Linked DNA regions of Homo sapiens: region 1 is linked to region 2. A link is a loop called in an ENCODE intact Hi-C map of the cell type or tissue named here. Cell type or tissue: ascending aorta. All regions are shown on one strand. Links, peaks and the distances in the headings refer to the core of each region. The heading gives the core; the rest is flanking DNA.

Region 1 (2,905 bases), core at 273-2,772, 81 kb after region 2:
TCTCACTCTGTTGCCCAGGCTGGAGTGCAGTGGCGTGATCTTGGCCCATTGCAACTTCCACCTCCCAGGTTCAAGCAATTCTTGTGTGTCAGCCTCCCGAGTAGCTGGGATTCCAGGCATGCACCACCACGCCTGGCTAATTTTTGTATTTTTAGTAGAGACGGGGTTTCACCACGTTGGCCAGGCTGGTCTCGAACTCCTGACCTCAGGTGATCCACCTGCCTCGGCCTCCCAAAGTGCTGGGATTAGAGGCGTGAGCCACCACACTTGGCCCCCATTACACCTTGAAGGAATTCCGAAGCCCTAGCTGTGGTCTGCCTCCCTGGCCCTGGCCGCTTTCTGGGCATCATCTGTCTCTGCCCTCCCTTTTCTCACCGAGCTCTGGTTGCAGCGTTCCTCAGAGACACCAAATGTGTTCCGGCCACAGGGCCTTTGCACATGCCGTTCTCTGCACTGAACATGGGGCATGGATCTCTCCTCCTCCTTGTTGTGCTTCTTTACTCACCTCACAAAGGCCACCAGGCCATCTTCTGTTTTACCCCAGGGATGACAATGAGCTTGAGAGGATGGCTTCTTTGCCCTTGTGCCCTGAGCTGTGAGCCCAGAGCTCAGCCAACTGCTCCCACTGTGCTCCTATTCAGGGAGGGCTCGCCTATGGAAGCGGCTGCACAGTGGCTCTAGAAAGAATATGTCCTGTAGGAGGGAAGGGCTGCCCTCTGGGTGGAATCATGGTGGTCTCCAGAAATCTCCTCCACTGGATTCCTGGGCTGGAGGAGCCACGTGCTCCCTGCAGCCACCTAGGGCCACCGGGAGATTCTGGTCTGAGGCAGGAGTGCAGCTGCAAATGCAGAAAGCAAGGCTGGGGTGTCTGGGATGAAGCAGGCCGGAACTGGGCTCAGCACCGAGCTAGCTCTTGGGATGTTTTATTTACCAGGGTCATTCACATTTATGTTGTCCTTCAAAAGATCCTGAAAGTTCTTGGGCATGGTGGCTCATGCCTGTAATCCTAGCACTTTAGGAGGCCATGACAGGAGGACTGCTTGAGCCCAGGAGTTCAAGACCACCTTGGGCAACATAACAAGACCTTGTCTTTACAATAATGAACATAAAAATAAATTTAAATAAACATTCCTGAAAATTCCCATGGATCTCAGCCTGTCTTGAGTCTCTCAGCAACACCATGAGCGGGGAACTCTGATTGCCAAGGTACAGGTAGAGAAACTGGGGCCCAGCTTTCATTAGCAACAGAGCCAGGATTTGAACTCAGGTCTCAGACTCTAAGCCAGTCATCTTTCCATCATTCTATGACTCTTCCCTTTGCGATGAAGGAGGGGGACCCAGGCAATACTCCCATATGACTAATGGATCCAGAAAAATCATTACTTTCAGAACCTACAAAAAAACTTTGAGGACAAAAAGCGTGGGTTTCTGAAGCACCTTCAGCCCTGAGCAATCCCAGCACTTTGGGAGCAGTGAGCAAGCTGTCATTTTCCCTGCGCTTCTCGCAGACCTGGAAGCACAATTGTTCCAACAGTGACAGTTTACAGGGTGTTCATTGGCACTCACTGTGGTTCTCACGGAGGAATGGCAGGCTTGGCGCTCAGCCTGGGAGAGTCTGCTTTCTGGAAAGGCAAATAGGAGCCAGGAAGCTGCTGGTTGGACTGAATCATGCAATGAGAATTTCCTGGGGCTGGGCATGGTGGCTCACGCTCGTAATCCCAGCACTTTGGGAGGCCGAGGCAGTAGGACCGCTTGAGCCCAGGAGTTTGAGACCAGCCTGGGCAACATAGCAAGACCCTGTCTCTACAAAAAATAAACAATTAGCTGGGCATGGTGCTGCACACCTGTGGTCCCAGCTACTCCGGAGGCTGGGGTGGGAGAATCGCTTGAGCCCTGGAGGCAGAGGTTGCAGTGAGCTGAGATTGCACCACTGCACTCCAGCCTGGGCAACAGAGCAAGACCCTGCCACAGACAAACAAACAAAGAGTTTCCTGAGGCCCTACTGTGGCAGACACCCCTCCTGCAGGTCAGGGTTGGGCGGGAGGCAGGTGGTCCCTGTTGCTGCCATGTGAGTCCCTCCAGGTGTGCCTGCTGGGGGTGGGTCCCACCTTGGGCAGCAAAAAGGGTGAGTCAAGGGGGACGAGCAGGTATCTCCCAGATGCAGAGGTTCAAACAGGATCGGAGAGAGGTCGGGAGGCCAGGGCAGGTGGAGCAACAGGAAGTGAGCGAAGGGCTGTTTTTTTTTTTTTTTTTGAGGTAGGATCTCACTCTGCCTCCCTCGCTGGGGTGCAGTGGTGTGATCACAGCTCACTGCCGCCCCGACCTCCTGTGCTCAAGCAATCCCCCTGCCTCAGCCTCCCGAGCAGCTGGGACCACAGGTGCACAACACCACGCTTGGCTAATTTTTGTATTTTTCGTAAAGACAGGATCTTGCTATGTTGCCCAAGCTGGTCTGGAACTCCTGGGCTCAAGGATTCCTCCCACCTCGGCCTCCCAAAGTGCTGGGATTATAGGCATGAGCCACCATGCCTGGACCTGAATTTTGTTTAAAAACTAAAACTAAGGAGCTGGGCATGGTGGCTCACCCCTGTAACCACAGCACTTTGGGAGGCTGAGGTGGGCGGATAACGTTAGGTCAGGAGTTTGAGACCAGACTGGCCAACACGGTGAAGCCCCATCTCCACTAAAAATACAAGAATCAGCTGGGCGTGGTAGCGCGTGCCTCTAATCCCAGCTACATGGGAGGCTGAGGCAGGAGAATTGCTTGAACCCGGGAGGTGGAGGCTGCAGTGAGCTGAGATCGCCCCACTGTACTCCAGCCTGGGTGACAGAGCGAGACTCTGACTCAAAAAACAAACAAACAAACAACAACAACAACAAAACTAAAACTAAAAAAAAAATCCAA
Region 2 (2,905 bases), core at 94-2,593:
TCTTGGGATCCACCCTCTCACAGGTGTTCCTCTGAGCACTTTGCAGGATGAGAAGTTGAATAGGGAGGGGAGAGGTCCCCTCTCCTCCCCTCCCCTCTCCTCTCCTTTCCTCTCCTCACAGGGTCTCGCTCTGTTGCCCAGGCTGGAGTGCAGTGGTGTGATCTTGGCTCACTGCAACCTCCACCTCCTGGGCTCAAGCAATCCTCTCACCTTAGCCTTCTGAGGAGCTGGGACTACAGGCACGTGCCACTATACATGGCTAATTTTTATATTTTTTTTTGGTAGAGACGGAGTTTTGCCATGTTGTCCAGGCTGGTCTTCAACTCCTGGGCTCAAGCAATCTGTCTACTTCGGCCTTACAAAGTGGGTGCTGATTTCTCTGCAGCTTATGGACACACCATAAGCTGGGGGCACCCATGGAAGTGCTTTAGCTTGTAATCTCCATCAACATCTCCCACAAGACACCTCCCCAAACTTGATCTGGTTTGGGGAGTCACTGCTGTCTGGAGGAAAACATCTCTAATTTAGCCCTCGAGATTACACATATTAAGTTCAACTAAGTACGAACTCAAGGTATATTAAATACAATTTCCAAACACACCAGCCATCATGAGTGAGAATCAGCAGAAACTATGAATGACAGACTTAGGCCATCTCAGGTTTTTGGAGTGATCAGATACAGATTATTTTATTAATTAATTAATTAATTAATTATTTTTGAGATGGAGTCTCTGTTGCCCAGGCTGGAGTGCAGTGGCATGATCTTGGCTCACTGAAACCTCTGCGATTCTCCTGCCTCAGCCTCCCAAGTAGCTGGGATTACAGGCGTGCAACACCATGCCCGGCTAATTTTTGTATTTTTAGTTGAGATGGGGTTTTGCCATGTTAGCCAGGCTGGTCTCGAACCCCTGACCTCAGATGATCCACCTGCCTTGGCCTTCCAAAGTGCTGGGGTTGCAGGCATGAGCCATCCCGCCTGGCCAGATACAGATTATTAAGCATAGAGTTGTAAGGCAAGCGTTCTGGGTCTTTCTCTTTCTCTGTCTCTCTCTCTTTCTTTTTTTCTCTCTTTTTCTTTCTTTCTTCTTTTGAGACGGAGTCTTGTTCTGTTGCCCAGGCTGGAGTGCAGTGCCACGATTCAGGCTCACTGCAACCTTCACCTCCTGGGTTCAAGTGATTCTCCCACCTCAGCCTCTCGAGTAGCTGGGATTACAGGCACCCACCACCACCCCCAGCTAATTTTTGTATTTTTAGTAGAAACAGTGTTTCACCATGTTGGCCAGGCTGGTCTCAAACTCCTGACCTCAAGTGATCCACCCACCTCAGCCTCCTAAAGTGCTTGGGATTACAGGCGTGAGCCACTGCGCCCCGCCCTGGGTGTCTGTTTCGATCTTGCTGCTCCTCTGAGCCTCCTATACAAAGATTCTGGCGCTACTGCACGCCCTGTGTTTGTGTCCTCTATGTTAAAGTTCTTTTTCCTGGCTAATGTGGTCCAGACATGTTGGAAGGGATTCTAAAGTAACAATCCTGTGACCACGTGACTGTGAGAAGAATTCTTTTCTAAAGAAAAGGATCTTCATCACATACCGACCCATCTCTTTCACTACCTTTAATACCACCTCAGATATCTCTCTTTTCATTTCCTGCAGCCCTTATTGCTTCCGTGGTGTTAGGCCCCTTGGCATTTTGTCATATTTGTTTTTTTCCATTTTGTAGCTGACTGTCTCACCAGTCACTCCTGTCTGGAGGAAAACATTCCCAGTTTAGCCCTTGAGATTACACTTATTAAGTTCAACAAAGCACAGCCTCATGATACATAATTTCCAAACACACAAGGAAGCCAGCCATGATGAATGAGAAACTATGAACAACAGACTTAGGCCTCTTTAGGATTTTGGAGAAATCAGATACAGATTATTAAATAACTACTCATGGATTTTTTTTTGGGTGGGGCGGTGCTGCTTTTTGATTTCTTTCTTTTTTTTTTTTTTTGAGATGGAGTCTTGCTCTGTTGCCCAGGCTGGAGTGCAATGGTGTGATCTCAGCTCACTGCAACTTCCACCTCCTGGATTCAAGCGATTCTCCTGTCTCAGCCTTCTGAGTAGCTGGGATTACAGATGCCCACCACCATGCCTGGCTAATTTTTGTATTTTTAGTAGAGACAGGGTTTTAACATGTTGGCCAGGCTGGTCTCAAACTCCTGACCTCAAGTGATCCATGAGCCTCAGCCTCCCAAAGTGCTGGGATTACTGGCATGAGCCACTGTGCCCGGCCTTGATTTTTTTTTTTTTTTTTTTTTTTGAGACAGAGTCTTGCTCTGTCACCCAGGCTGGAGTGCAGTGGCAAAATCTCGGCTCACTGCAAGCTCCGCCTCCCGGGGTTCACGCCTTTCTCCTGCCTCAGCCTCCCAAGTAGCTGGGACTACAGGCGCCCGCCACTACGCCCGGCTAATTTTTTGTATTTTTAGTAGAGATGGGGTTTCACTGTGTTAGCCAGGATGGTCTCGATCTCCTGACCTCGTGATCCGCCCGCCTCTGCCTCCCAAAGTGCTGGGATTACAGGCGTGAGCCACCGCGCCCGGCGATTTCTATTTTTTTTTTTTTTTTTTTTTTTTTGAGACGGAGTCTCGCTCTGTCACCCAGGCTGGAGTGCAGTGGCACGATCTCGGCTCACTGCAAGCTCCGCCTCCCGGGTTCACGCCATTCTCCTGCCTCAGCCTCCCAAGTAGCTGGGACTACAGGCGCCCGCCACTACACCCGGCTAATTTTTTGTATTTTTAGTAGAGATGGGGTTTCACCGTTTTTTTAGCCGGGATGGTCTCGATCTCCTGACCTCGTGATCCGCCCGCCTCGGCCTCCCAAAGTGCTGGGATTACAGGCGTGAGCCACCGCGCCCGGCCCGATTT

The links. Peaks named below come from ENCODE experiments on the same cell type or tissue, not always from the same donor. Only the 100,000 strongest peaks of a DNase experiment are listed, where the experiment ranks them.
Region 1: a loop joins it to region 2, with 11 times the contacts of the local background. A loop is called at or near these places in 83 of 110 quality-filtered maps.

The regions. Positions count from the first base shown.
Region 1 is chr1:8,984,769-8,987,673 of GRCh38, forward strand. No RefSeq gene overlaps it. Among named protein-coding and RNA genes, the nearest start is that of SLC2A7, 40 kb to the right of the region's middle. RefSeq lists an enhancer at 1,382-1,883. In ascending aorta, for the core only: no CTCF peak of the experiment used is centred there; a DNase peak (open chromatin) is centred at 1,613; H3K27ac peaks cover 1,345 bases.
Region 2 is chr1:8,904,311-8,907,215 of GRCh38, forward strand. LINC03153 (long intergenic non-protein coding RNA 3153) reads right to left here. Exons shown (of 4, transcript XR_002958531.2): 4 at 906-1,742. Among named protein-coding and RNA genes, the nearest start is that of LINC03153, 21 kb to the right of the region's middle. In ascending aorta, for the core only: no CTCF peak of the experiment used is centred there; DNase peaks (open chromatin) are centred at 1,395 and 1,784; H3K27ac peaks cover 2,500 bases.